Linked DNA regions of Homo sapiens: region 1 is linked to region 2. A link is a contact called in ENCODE Hi-C or POLR2A ChIA-PET data. All regions are on one chromosome and are shown on one strand. Each heading gives the region's core, a stretch centred on a gene start or an enhancer-like site at or near the end of the contact. The rest is flanking DNA. Distances are from core to core; before and after follow the strand shown.

Region 1 (6,339 bases), core at 2,405-4,904, 40 kb before region 2:
CCTCCTCCTCCCCCGTCGTATTTCCACAAGTTATAACCTGGCCTGCCTCCTTTCCAAAGCCAGAAATATGACAAATATTCAGATAAGCCGATGGAATTTGAAAGTGCATGTTCATTGCTTTGCTGGTGAGGACTGCAGGGCACACTTTAGCATGTGAGGTGTGCCTCTCTCAAAAGTGCATACAGTTCAAATTCTGCATCTAGTAACACACCAAGAACTCAGGAAATGCTTAATAACTATTTGCAGAATGAATTAATAAATCCTATTTTAATGTATTATGACAATTTCATTCTTAAAAGAACATTATGGGGAGCATTTAATGTAAAGGAATTCTCGTATCTTTAGAAAATTTTGTTTCTACGTTTAAGAGGCTTAAAGTGAGGTTAACCTTTAATTTCAAGTTCAACCTCTTTACTTTGTTTTTATATATATTTTTGAGACGGAGTCTCGCTCTGTTGCCAGGCTGGAGTGCTGTGGTGTGATCTTGGTTCACTGCAACTGCCGCCTCACGAGTTCAAGCGATTCTTCCGCCTCAGCCTCCAAGTAACTAGGACTACAGGCGCGCACCACCATGCCCAACTAATTTTTGTATTTTTAGTAGAGACGGGGTTTCACCATATTGGCCAGGCTGGTCTCGAACTCCTGACTTCATGATCCGCCCGCCTCGGCCCCTCACAGGCGTGAGCCACCATGCCCAGCCTCTTTTTTTTTTTTTTTTTTTTAATGGCAGAGTAGTGTAGTAAAAAGATCTTCAGGTTTGAAGTTAGACATATTTTTCAAACCCAGTTCTGGTATATTCCGAGATAAGAGTATGTAATTTACAGGTATTATGATGATTGAAAGAAGTAGCTAGCAATATTCCTAGCACATGGCAGGCGATGGGAATGAGAGGATGGTTGTGTCCTTTGGCCTGACCCTCCACTGTCTTGCCAAGGCTTGAGGTCCTTATAATTCTACAGTGTAGAGTCACTCGCGTGCTGCTCATTTTACAGAAGCCAAAGAAAGGAAGGAGTTTAGTCCCTTTGGCCACGTCCAGACTTAGCCTTCTCATGCCCGGACACATTTTTTAAATTGTGCTTTTCTATATTCAATGCTATTTTGGATCTTATACACCAGTGCAATGCAGAGGCCTCCCTCACAAAGCCTCTAACAGACCTGATCTTTATTAAGTGCCTTCAGTGCAACAAAAACTCTTAACAACTCATGAGGATTTCAGGGCCTCCAAACTGGCAAGCGTTTCGGGGAAATCACAGGGAAATTTGTTGGCCGCATGATTAATCCTGGGTGGATTGGTCCCGGAAAAGCACATGTGGGTTAGCAGCGAGCAGCAGCTTGCAGAATCTCACAAAATAAACTCTCTAATGAAGTGGCCCCCAAAACGTGCCTTCCTGATGAAAGTTCAGCATGAGGGTGGCGCCTGACAATGGAAAAAAATGCCAGATGTGTGGACAACAGACCTCCTTTGAATCCACTAACACCCAAAGGGATGACACATGGGACCAGATTATAAAACTGAACCAGATTATAACCCTGGAGGAGGGAAACCCAGTAGGGCGTAGGATCTTATGAAAAGGATCATAAAATTCATCACCATAATTACCCCCCAGCCCAGCTCCCCAACAAAAGCCCACAATAGCTTCGCTCAATGATGTTATTCATCCATATTCAAGTCGCCTCGCTCATTATTCTCAGACAAAAACCCTGCTGGGCCTCTGCTCCTCTGGCAGCCAGGCAACTCAGCACCCACCCTCACTCAGCCAGCCCCGCATACCACTTCTTTCTTTAGTAGTGGAGTTTCCAGCACCAACGATGGTTTTTCGGTTTTAACGCCATCTTTTAGGAGTACCTTTGACATTCAGGAGCCGGCTGAAGGGAATCACAGCTAAAGCTTCCCTGGGCAAAAACAAAGGATGTTACCCAGCAGCTTTTTCTTTAGCAGGGCTGAGATGCTGAAGTGAGGGCGCTCCCTTGCTTTGCCCTGGTGAGCACAAAACGGTGTCATTTGCACATTGTCTCGCCAAAAAGGAAATGTAACTGAAAATACAGAACTGTATATATTCCAGTGGAAAGAGAAGTTCCAAAGATAGGACTGCTACGAATAACCCACGGCCCCTATAAAAAGAGTTGCTCAGTCCCTTTGAAGCAGACAGCACAGCATAGAGCAGAACTCTGTCATTTCCCTGAGATTGGGTATTTTTGTCTGTGTGGACCATTGTAGGAGGCCAGGTTAGGCGCACCCCTCCTGCAAACCGCTCCCTCTCCAAGAAGTATTCCTCAGGGCCTAGGCCTACCTTGATCCTCAATTTTTGGAAAATGTTTACTTTTCACAGCATAACTCAGCAACCTCCAGCCCCAAAGATCACGAGTTAGGTTACAATTCCTTCAACCAACATTTAGTGAGCAACTACTATGTGCCAGGCATTGTTTTGGCCGTGGGGAATCATGGCTGGATGTAGCTGCGTCCTGCAGAACATATGTTCTATTGAGGAAATATAAAAATAAAAACCCAAGAAAAGAAAACAAAATGTTGACAGATGTCAATGGAGACCACCAACACAGCAACCCAGCGGGAAGAGGTAAGGCTCCAGGAGAGGACAAAGGGTAATGGAAGCTGTGGACGCCCCCACCCCAACATGGGATACAAAATATTTAAAGCCTAAGGAGTCACCAACAGACATTCAGCCACTGATGTTGTTGCCCAAGATGAACACGTGGCTCAAACCCACTTAAACCTCAATGTTCGTAACGCGTAACAATCCTCATGCACTCACACTCCTCGGAAGCCTCCACTTGGATCCTTTCCACACACACTATCCTCTCTAAAGAGGATAAAGGAGGCCTCTTCCAGTCCAGTGACGGGGTGCTGAGTGTGTCCAACAGGCAGGGCGCCAGACTAGGTAGTCCCAAGGGGGACCAGGGCCACCGCAGGGCGGGGAACCCTCCCCTTGGCCCAAGCCCTCCTGAACGTCCCTCCTGATTCTACGAGGCCAGCTTCTCCCGAGGCGTGCGTATTCCTCCAACACACCGCTCTATGGGAAGGAAACCCCAGCCACTGCTGCCAGCAAGCGGGGCTGCCTACTGTGAACCTTCCACCCGATCTCTCTGGTGCTGCCGACTCGGAGGGAGGCCCCCTGTGCTGCCCACCTCGCAGCCTGTGGATTCCGGGGCTCCTCCCGGCACACCCGCGCAGCTGCGTCTTTGGGACCTGGCACCGACTAAGCCGCTGCCTCTCCTCCTCCGGCGCTCAGCCGCCTGACACGCACACACCCTCAGCTCCCCCGCGCTCCCCTGGACAACCTCGAATACCAGGCCCGGGCATTCCAGCAAGTCTCTGCTCGCTCGTCCCCATCAGCGACGGCAGGAAGCCACTTGCGCTGGGTCTTACCTCCTTCTGCCAGGACCCAGAGCGACGCGCTTCCCAAAACGAAGAGCAGAGCTGACACCTTCCACATCGTTCCCGTTGAGTTGTTGCTCTCCTGGGGGCCGAGCAGCAAGATTCTGAGCTGGGGGAAAATTAAAAAGCACCGCGGCCACAGGCCCAGCCTGGAGGAGCGCGACGGTGGGGGGGCCGGAGGGGTGGGAGCAGGAGCCCCGGAGAGGGAGGGTGCCCGAGCTTCCCAGACCCTAGGCAGCCGGACAGCAAACTTTGCAGTTGAGAACTTTCCGAGCGGAGTCAGCATTTATCTCTCCCGAGGAGGCGGGGGAGCGGGGTCGGCCGCAAGGTGGTCTCCGTCCGGGCGCGCTAGGCCCGCCCTCGGGCTCTGTTTGGCCGGCGCCAAAACGATGATCTCAGGCCAGGTTTAAAGTTACAGGGCCGCAGCTGCGGGGGCCGCCAGGACTGCGGGCCCTGGCAAAATGGGCTTTTATTCTGCTCAACAACAGGAGGGAAAGGGACCACATGCAACAAACGGGGTTTTAAAAATTATATATAAATTTTAAAAAACCTATATTTATTATTATTATTTTTTTAAGAGTAAGGCACAAGTCTATGTTTTTCTTGTTATGGGCAGAAGTGAGAAGTAAACTGTTTCTTGAGTGGCCAGTAGTTTTAGAACCAAGCATGGGGTTTTTCCTGTAAATATTGAATTTGATGGCTTAAAAACAAAAAAAGTTGGCCGTCATCTGGGTGGGCCAGAGGCGGCCCGCGCTGGTCAATTGCGCCCTTGTCCCGGGGACCGGAGCGGGCGGGCTCCGGGGGGCTGCCCCAGAGCTGGCTGGTGGGGGAGTTTGGCAGACCGGGTGGCTTTGGCAGTTTTGAAAAAGAGGCTGAACTCCATCCGCCTCTGCCGACCCGGGGATCCAGCGCTGCGATGCTGTGGCCCACCGACGTGCGCAGTTGGATTAGGCCGGGCCAAGCGGTGACCCGTCTGGTCGCCAAACCTGTGTCCCCTTCCAGGCCTGGTTCACCCTCTTTATTCCTGAGTTTGCTCCCATAATCCTCACTTTACTGGTTTAAGCGATCTTGCCTTGATCTCAGGTACCAGATATCAGCAACCAGAGAACTTACGTCTTTTACTTTAATTCCTTCTGAATTGCTGGAATTTAAAAAAATAAGAACAGGAGTTTGGGAAGTGGTCTCTGCTCCACTCCCAGATGCCACAAATTCCATTCAACAAAAGAACCTGAAGACTAACGCTGTCTCAAAGCTCCACATTGCGTGAAAATTGTTTTCAGATGCTTATCTTTGACCCCTCCCCATTATAAATTTACTTTCTAAGAATCACAGGAGAGATTGTTTTAAATAAATGCCCAGTTTCCTGGGTTCCACCCCAAACTCATTAATCAGACCTTTTCGGAATTCCTATTTTAAACCAGTGTCGCTGGAGAACTTGTCCCCATGAACATTTGGCAAACCTTGCCCTTCATCATAGCTTCTCAGCCAGATCTACCTGGGGCACTGGTTATGCAGGTGCAATTCTGTTGTGGGATAGGGAGAGATTCTGCATTTCTAAAGATCTCCCAGGTAACGTCTTGTCCTGGGGCTACAAACAGGAGCTGAGCACCTGAACCTAGAAGATGAGGGGTAGCGGCAACACCCCTAGAGCCAAGGAGTTGGAAATGTAAAGAGAAAACTCGTGATACAGATACTCTTTCTTGAACTGACTTCCCCATCTTGGAGATGCATTTTATGACTCTAGTGTCAATAATGTCTGTTGACAGGAGGAATAGTGCATTGTCTGTTGAGCCTGTTAGATGGAGAATAGATGCACATCTATTCTGCTTATGTGTAACTCCAAGGTCACACACAGAAAGAAAGATGGCCCGCTTTATTCAAAAAGATTGAAACACAGTGAAGCCTAGGTGGGGGAGATTGGGTTACATGCAACTAATTTAGAGGGATGCTGAGGCTAGGTCATGATTCAAGGACACCTGCCTTCTATCCCACACCCCCGGATGTGTCTAGAATCTAGAAGGTTGGTCACATGACCTTTTGATCAGGATGGAGGAGTGGGAGGTAATAAGGAATTGCATTCAGCTGGGGGTCCTGGGGTGGGGAGAGGGGCCAGGATGAAGGAGTTAGTGGATCGGCTCTGGGTGCTGTTGGTCTGAAAACCTAGAGAGAAAAGCTGGGTCTTGGGAGGGGGAACCTGAAGACCAGAGGGAAGAAAGAACTCACCCTCCTGGACCAGATAGAGCCAGCAGCTCATGAGAGAAGGAATATGGGCCTTGGGCAGCGAGACTCGGTTAGCTAAAGGAGCTGAAGTGAAACACAGGGGATCTGGAAGCATGAGACCCTGCTCAGCTGAGGGGAAGAGGGAAAGAAGGAGGGTATGTGGCTCCATTCTTGGCAAACAGCTTAAGCTCAGAAAGCCATGGCCATGAATGATGATGCGTTACTGGTGAGATAACAGCAGCTGCTACATACTGGCCTTTATCTTCCTGCCAGGAACACGCACTATTTCCTTTCAGCCCCAAAACAACGGTTGGCTTCCAAACATTGATGATACCCATTTCCTACACAAGTGAGGTTGAGAGTGGATTCACCTGGAGGGCTTGCTTGCCTGGAAGGCAAGACTGCTGGGCTCCACTGCCAAAGTGCTGATTCAATAGGTAAGGGGTGGGGCCCAAGAATTTGCATTTCCAACAAGTTCCCAGGTGATGCTGAAGCTACTGGTCCTGGGTCCCCACTTTGAGGACTGTGGGTTTAGAGGCCACCATGCAAATTGTGTGGGATCCTACAAGGTAGGAGCGGTGGGGTCATGCATTTCCATTGCAGAGCAGGAGTTGAGCCTGTTACTAGCACTGTGCCTGTGCCTTGCAGGACTGTGTGGGAAACGTCTGTAAATTGCTTTTAGGAAGCAAGAGGACCCCCAAAAGGTGTGGACCAGCAGTGGAATG
Region 2 (6,235 bases), core at 2,910-5,409:
TCGGCCTCCCAAAGTGCTGGGATTACAGGCATGAGCCACTGCGCCTGGCCAGCAGCCCTTCTTTTAATCATGGAGGCAGCATCTACAGAAGTATATGGGAATGAGAAGAAGGTCTATTCTGAAAATGAAGTGGTTTCCTGGCTCATGCTTTTGCCTTTTGGAAACTAATGATTTATTTGCAGGATGTTCCTCTTTTCCATTTTAAGTTTATTCTTGGGACCTGGAAAAAGAACTGTGGGGATTAGCTTCTGTCTAGAACTTGCTATGGTCCAACAATTTTACTTGCTTAGATTTTCTTTCCTTTTTTAAGTCAATGGTTTTTTTTAAATGAATCTATTTCAACAAATATTTACTGAACAGCCTCTCTGGCATGGAGTTTAAGAGCGTGGCAGTGGAGTCAGACTGGCTGGTACCAGATCCCACCTCTGCCACCTGCTAACTTGTGGCCATTGGCACATTAACTTCTCTAATGCTGACTTATCCTTTCAATGGGGATAGTATTGGTACCTGCCACATAAGAGAAAGTGATGATGATCGAATGAGATCATTCCTGTGGAGGAATTAGTACACTGCTTAGCACATGCTAGGCACTCAATGATGGAAGAGGGGGAGGAGGAAGATGGCACATGTCATGCCCCATGATAGGTTCTGGGGACACCCACATCAATGAGAAACAGTCCTTGCCCACAGGGGTCCATAAAACATCCATCAGATGTAGCAGTCCTTGTTGGAACAGAGAGTGGATTGGGCCAGGGATGGTGGAGGGAGAAATCCATTCACTTGCCATATGTTGGGCATGTCTTCAAGAGAAGCATTACCAGCCTGCCGGGAGAGGAGTGGCATGACCCGAGTTTGGCCCTTGGGAGACGTTGCTGAGCCTGTCCAGCTCAGTGCATTCTCTTTGCAGAATGTCTGGTCCTCAGTGGAGGTTCTCTACTGCTCCACACCTTAAGCCTAACCTGGCTGCTGTGCTCCTGCAGGAGAGGCTTTGGTTTTCCAGCCCCACCTGTGGCCAGGTGGCTAAGTGTCTCTACTTCAGAGATGAAGTACTAAGAAGCCCCTGTGCCCACACTTCTTATGCCACTTCCTTTAATGCAGCTATTTCAATTTTTTCTTTTTTTTTTTTTTTTTTTTTTAGACGGAGTCTCGCTCTGTCACCCAGCCTGGAGTGCAGTGGTGCGATCTCGGTTCACTGCAAGCTCCACCTCGCGGGTTCACGCCATTCTCCTGCCTCAGCCTCCCAAGTAGCTGGGACTACAGGCGCCCACCACCACGCCCAGATAATTTTTTGTATTTTTAGTAGAGATGGGGTTTCACCGTGTTAGCCAGGATGGTCTCGATCTCCTGACCTCGTGATCCTCCCAAAGTGCTGGGATTACAGGCTTTTTCAGTTTTAAAGCCGTGTTTCATTGTGTTCTCTATCTTTACAACTTTTCTGTCCATGTGGTAGGCAACCTCCAAGATGGTGCCCAATAATTCCAGGCTCCCGGTACTCATGCCCTTGTATAGTGCCACACTGTATGAGGCATGGTCTATGTGATCATTAGCATATGGCAAAAATGATAGTATGTCACTGCTGGGTTCTCTCTCTCTCTCTCCACCCCCTCCTTCTCCCATCACCTGCTTTGGGGAAGCCTGAACTCATATCATGAGCATCCCTAGAGAGAAACCCACATGTCAAGGAAGGAGGCCTTCTGCCAACAGGAAAGTGAGTGAGCTTAAAATCAAGTCTTCCAGCCTCAATTGAGCTTTGAGCTGACTGTAGCCCTGGCTGACCTCTTCGTTGCAACCTCCTAAGAATCCCTCCCCTCTAATCACCCAACACATCCACTCTCAGATTCCTCACTCTCAGAAACTGAGACAATACATATTTACTGATGTTTGAAGCTGCTAAATTTTGGGATCCTTTGTTATATATAACTAATGCACTGCATGTCTCAATTGTTACTGTACTCTGAAGGGGATTAAAGGGTGTTACTGCTAGGCACAGTGGCTCATGCCTGTAATCCCAGCACTTTGGGAGGCTGAGGCAGGCGGATCACGAGGTCAGGAGATCGAGACTATCCTGGCTAACACAGTGAAACCCTGTCTCTACTAAAAATACAAAAAATTTGCCGGGTGTGGTGGTGGGCACCTGTAGTCGCAGCTACACAGGAGGCTGAGGCAGGAGAATCGCTTGAACCTGGGAGGCAAAGGGTGCAGTGAGCTGAGATGGCACCACTGCACTCTAGCCTGGGCGACAGAGCAAGACTCCATCTCAAAAAAAAAAAAAAAAAAAAAAAAGAGTGTTATTGATTGGCTCCCTACAGTTTCAACAGATGACGAGATCAGAGGTGTAACACCTGGTCGACTACGCCCTAGTCTGGATGAAAACAGTGCAGGGTATTTGATTACCCATCTGGCAGTTGGAATCCTGGCTCTGCAGTTGCTTCCTCCCGCCTGATCATAGGCAAGCCATGTCAGCAATCTAAGCCTCAGCCTCTCCATTTAGTGAAAGGAGGTGATAATACCGACCTCATGAAATTGTTGTAAGGATCAAATGAAATAATGCATGTGAAAAATGTAAGGTGTGTGAGCTATTAACATGAATTTCTGCCATCTCCTATCATGAACTCACAGAAGGTGCTGGGGGACACACCCCTTCATCGCCCCACCCCACCCCACCTATCATTCATCCTTCCAGAGGGTGGGCAATAGAGGAGGACCTCGGTTGTGCAAGCTAAGTGGGATATGCCTATAAAATAGCAAAGGCCAGGCATCATGGCTCACACCTGTAATCCCGGCACTTTGGAAGGCCGAGGTGGGTGGATCCCCTGAGGTCAGGAGTTCAAGACCAGCCTGACCAACATGGTGAAACCCTGTCTCTACTAAAAATACAAAAATTAGTCGGGTGTGGTGGCTCACGCCTGTAATTTCTGCTACTTGGGAGGCTGAGGCAGGAGAATCGCTTGAACCCAGGAGGCGAAGGTTGCAGTGAGCTGAGATCATGCCATTGCACTCTATCTAGCCTGGGCGACAAGAGTGAAACTCCATCTCAACAACAACATAAAATAGTGAATACATATTTGCCTTTTGAAAATCACCCAAATATCACCCAAATCTCACTTTCATTTGTGCAAACCACCAAATGATCCCACACATTGGACCTGAGTGTGCACAGACAACAAGCTCTCCTCCCTGATTTGGTTGGAGGACATTTGGGACAACTGGTCCCCTTCAGAGTGGATCCTTTTTTTTTTTTTTAATTTCCAGGAAGAATAGAGTCTGATTATTTTATCAAGAGCTATTCCCAAGTGATGAGTCTCTAACAGACATTCAGGCGCTGGAAAGCAAGCATAATGCCCCAGTATTAAGTTTACTCGGCTAATTTTAAATCTCTGGGCATCCATCATGTACTTAGCTCCAAATTATACGTTCGGTCTGGGTTTTTCTTAGGCCTCATCTGCACAGCAGGTAAATAAAACAGCCCTGTGGAGGAACCATAAAAAGACTTGTAAAGACTCAGTGTTTCTGGCCTTAGCCAGGGCTGCAAGTCGCCTGTCCAGCAGAGCTGTCATCCAGCTACTGTGCAGTTGGCAATTCTAGGACCGTAACACCACCCAGGATAAATAACAGCTCAGGTTACTGGAGGCCACCAGCCCAAGAGGTCCTCAGCCTGGACCTCTCCTGGCTAAATCATTTGCCATCAAAACCAGCCTGTTCTTCCTGCAGTCTCTGGAAATGATCACTCTGGGACATTTGCAGTGACTGTCCTGGCCGCGAGACGGCAGCAGGGCAACATTCCGCCGTGGGTGCCAGGCCAGGAAGAAATGGTTTGGCATTTTCCTTTCTGTCCCCCAGCATGATGCCTGGAGACAGGACAAATATAGCGTAAACAATAGTCGAAGGCTGCAATTTGAGCGCCACAGCCTCGGAGGCCAGCTTCTTCTCTTTCTTTTTTGAATTTTTTTTTTTTTTTAAATCTAATGAGAGGGAAATGAGCCGGGTGTTTGGAAATAGAATTCCTCTTTTTCAGGTCAGGGTCTAGGCTCAGATTTGCCTGGTTGGAACAGAGCCCTGTTTCTTCTAATATGAAGTAATAAATGCATTCACTCACTCGGCAGCAAGTTTTCGAGCACATACCAGGCTGCTCAGTATCGAGACAAGCCGGGCACTCTGTGGGGACACCAAGAATGCTAAGGACTTCCCGGGGGGAGCTGGGGAGGTGGGTGCCAGTAGGGGCGTAGGTAGGAGCTAGGCCAGGTGTCACTGAAGTAGGGTTGAAGGATGGACCTGACAGTGCAAGTGAACATCGTAAGGGTGCAAGGAGAGTGGAAACTTCAGACAGAGGCTGGGTCGTGAGCGATGACATTGAGCTGGCTGTCAGGAGCTGGCCCTGGGCAGTTTAGGTCATCGCTGGGCCTGAGCCACCATCCTCCTGGCCTTCTAGTCTGACTCCCTGCTTCTCCTCAGACCCCCACTCCACACCAGCCTCACCCAGCAGCTAGCTGGGTCTTTAAAAAATATTAATCCCGGGCCAGGCACGGTGGCTCACGCCTGTAATCCCAGCACTTTGGGAGGCCGAGGTGGGCGGATCACGAGGTCAAGAGATCGAGACCATCCTGGCCAACATGGTGAAACCCTGTCTCTACTAAAAATACAAAAATTAGCTGGGTGTGGTGGTGTTATGCTACTCTCAGCTACTCGGGAGGCTGAGGCAGGAGAACTGCTTGAACCTGGGAGGTGGAGGTTGCAGTGAGCCAAGATCGCGCCACTGCACTGCAGCCTGGCAACAGAGCGAGACTGTGTCTCAGAAAAAAAAAAAGGCTGGGCGCGGTGGCTCATGCCTGTAATGCCGGCACTTTGGGAGGCCGAGGCGGGTGGATTACCTGAGGTCAGGAGTTCGAGACCAGCCTGGCCAACATGGTGAAACCCCACCTCTACTAAAAATTCAAAAAATTAGCTGGACATTGTGGTGGGCACCTGTAATCCCAGCTACTTGGGAGGCTGAGGCAGGAGAATCGCTTGAACCTGGGAGGCAGAAGTTGCAGTGAGCCTGGGCAACAAGAGTGAAACTCTATTTCAAAAAAAAAAAAAGAAAGAAAAAAATTTAATCCCGGCCAGGCACAGCGACTCACACCTGTAATCCTAGCACTTTGGGAGGCCAAGGCAGGAGGATTGCTTGAGGCCAAGAGTTCAAGACCAACCTGGCCAACATACCAAGGCTCCCTCTCTTTTGTAAAAAATAAATAAATAAGAAAAAAACATTAATTCTATCAAGCCCATCCTTCATGCAAAGCTCCCCCAGTGGTTTCCCAGCTTACCGGTCTCAGGGGCTACCACAGTCTGCCCCACAGATATCTCCTGCACAGCCCTCTGACAGCCTCTCATACCTTCTGCCTTCCAGAACACACTGGCCTCCTTTCAAATTCTGGAACTTTCCAAGCCTTAGGGCTATAGGACTTACTGTTCCTTCTACCAGGGCCTGCTTCTCGGGCGTGGACCCCGAACACTCTGTCTTGCCATCCTGAAATTCCTCATAATTTTTGAGCGGGGCCTCACGTTTAGTTTTGCGTTGGGCCCTGTGAATGTGTAGCGAGTCCTACCTCTAACTAGAACGCGCTGTTTTCTGTGGGTCTGGCTCCTTCAGTCAGCCGGGTCTTCCCTGCTCAAATGTCACCTCCTCCGAAGGGCCTTCCCTGGCCATCTGTCTGAAGGAGCTCCACTGGTCTCCCTCCACCCCAGAACCGCTTTCTTCTCCTCACGACACCATCCCACCCGAAGTGACCCCATCCTTCAGCTCTCTCCCTGTCTGCTGTCTGCCCTGTCCTGTTCATACCTACCTGCCTGCAGCGATGTCCCTGACTCAGAGCTCAGAGCTGGTGGCCCCGTCAGCACCTGGTGCCTGTGAGTGGCATGAAGAGGACAGGCTTGGGAGGAGGGTGGGTGCTGGGTCCGATGCGGCAGGGGAAGCCTGGGGGCTCAGGAAGGAGCAGTCAAGGGGCTGGGGGGCTTTCTGCTTAACCCCTGTGGAATAGTTGCCCTCTCTGAGTGCAGTCAGCAGTCATTTCATTGGTCTCTAGTAGGACCCTGTTCACTTGCCGTGCAGGATCATTGTGTTATCTGCTTGTGGGTCACTCAGCAGGATTTCTTTCCAGGAGGCCCAGAGTCATCATTAGAACAATCGCCCACCGTCCACCTAGAGATGAGTTAGCACCAGCATCTGAGGCTTGGGAGGAGGAAGGTCAGGCTGATT

What was found. Hi-C counts contacts between places; a loop is a spot of excess contacts on that map. ChIA-PET counts read pairs that join two places held with the same protein, here RNA polymerase II (POLR2A). Pooled maps may share reads with other maps.
Region 1: a loop to region 2 is called in a map of heart right ventricle, with 7 times the contacts of the local background. The contact joins the promoter of PDPN here to the enhancer-like site in region 2. A Hi-C loop is called at or near these places in 4 of 168 maps with a recorded cell type or tissue (Right ventricle myocardium inferior, heart right ventricle, mammary epithelial cell and 1 more) and 7 of 50 pooled maps. POLR2A ChIA-PET finds 5 or more read pairs at or near these places in 2 of 52 experiments (H1 and HEK293T).

What each region holds. Positions count from the first base shown.
Region 1 is chr1:13,581,147-13,587,485 of GRCh38, reverse strand. It overlaps PDPN (podoplanin), which reads right to left and starts at 3,654. Exons shown (of 6, transcript NM_006474.5): 1 at 3,386-3,654. The coding sequence starts at 3,452. RefSeq lists an enhancer at 3,213-3,751.
Region 2 is chr1:13,541,660-13,547,894 of GRCh38, reverse strand. No RefSeq gene overlaps it. Among named protein-coding and RNA genes, the nearest start is that of LRRC38, 31 kb to the right of the region's middle. Within about 2 kb of position 4,159, at least 8 of the 41 ENCODE cell types and tissues checked have a DNase peak (open chromatin) inside an H3K27ac peak, as active enhancers do; they include heart right ventricle, where a contact is called at or near this core.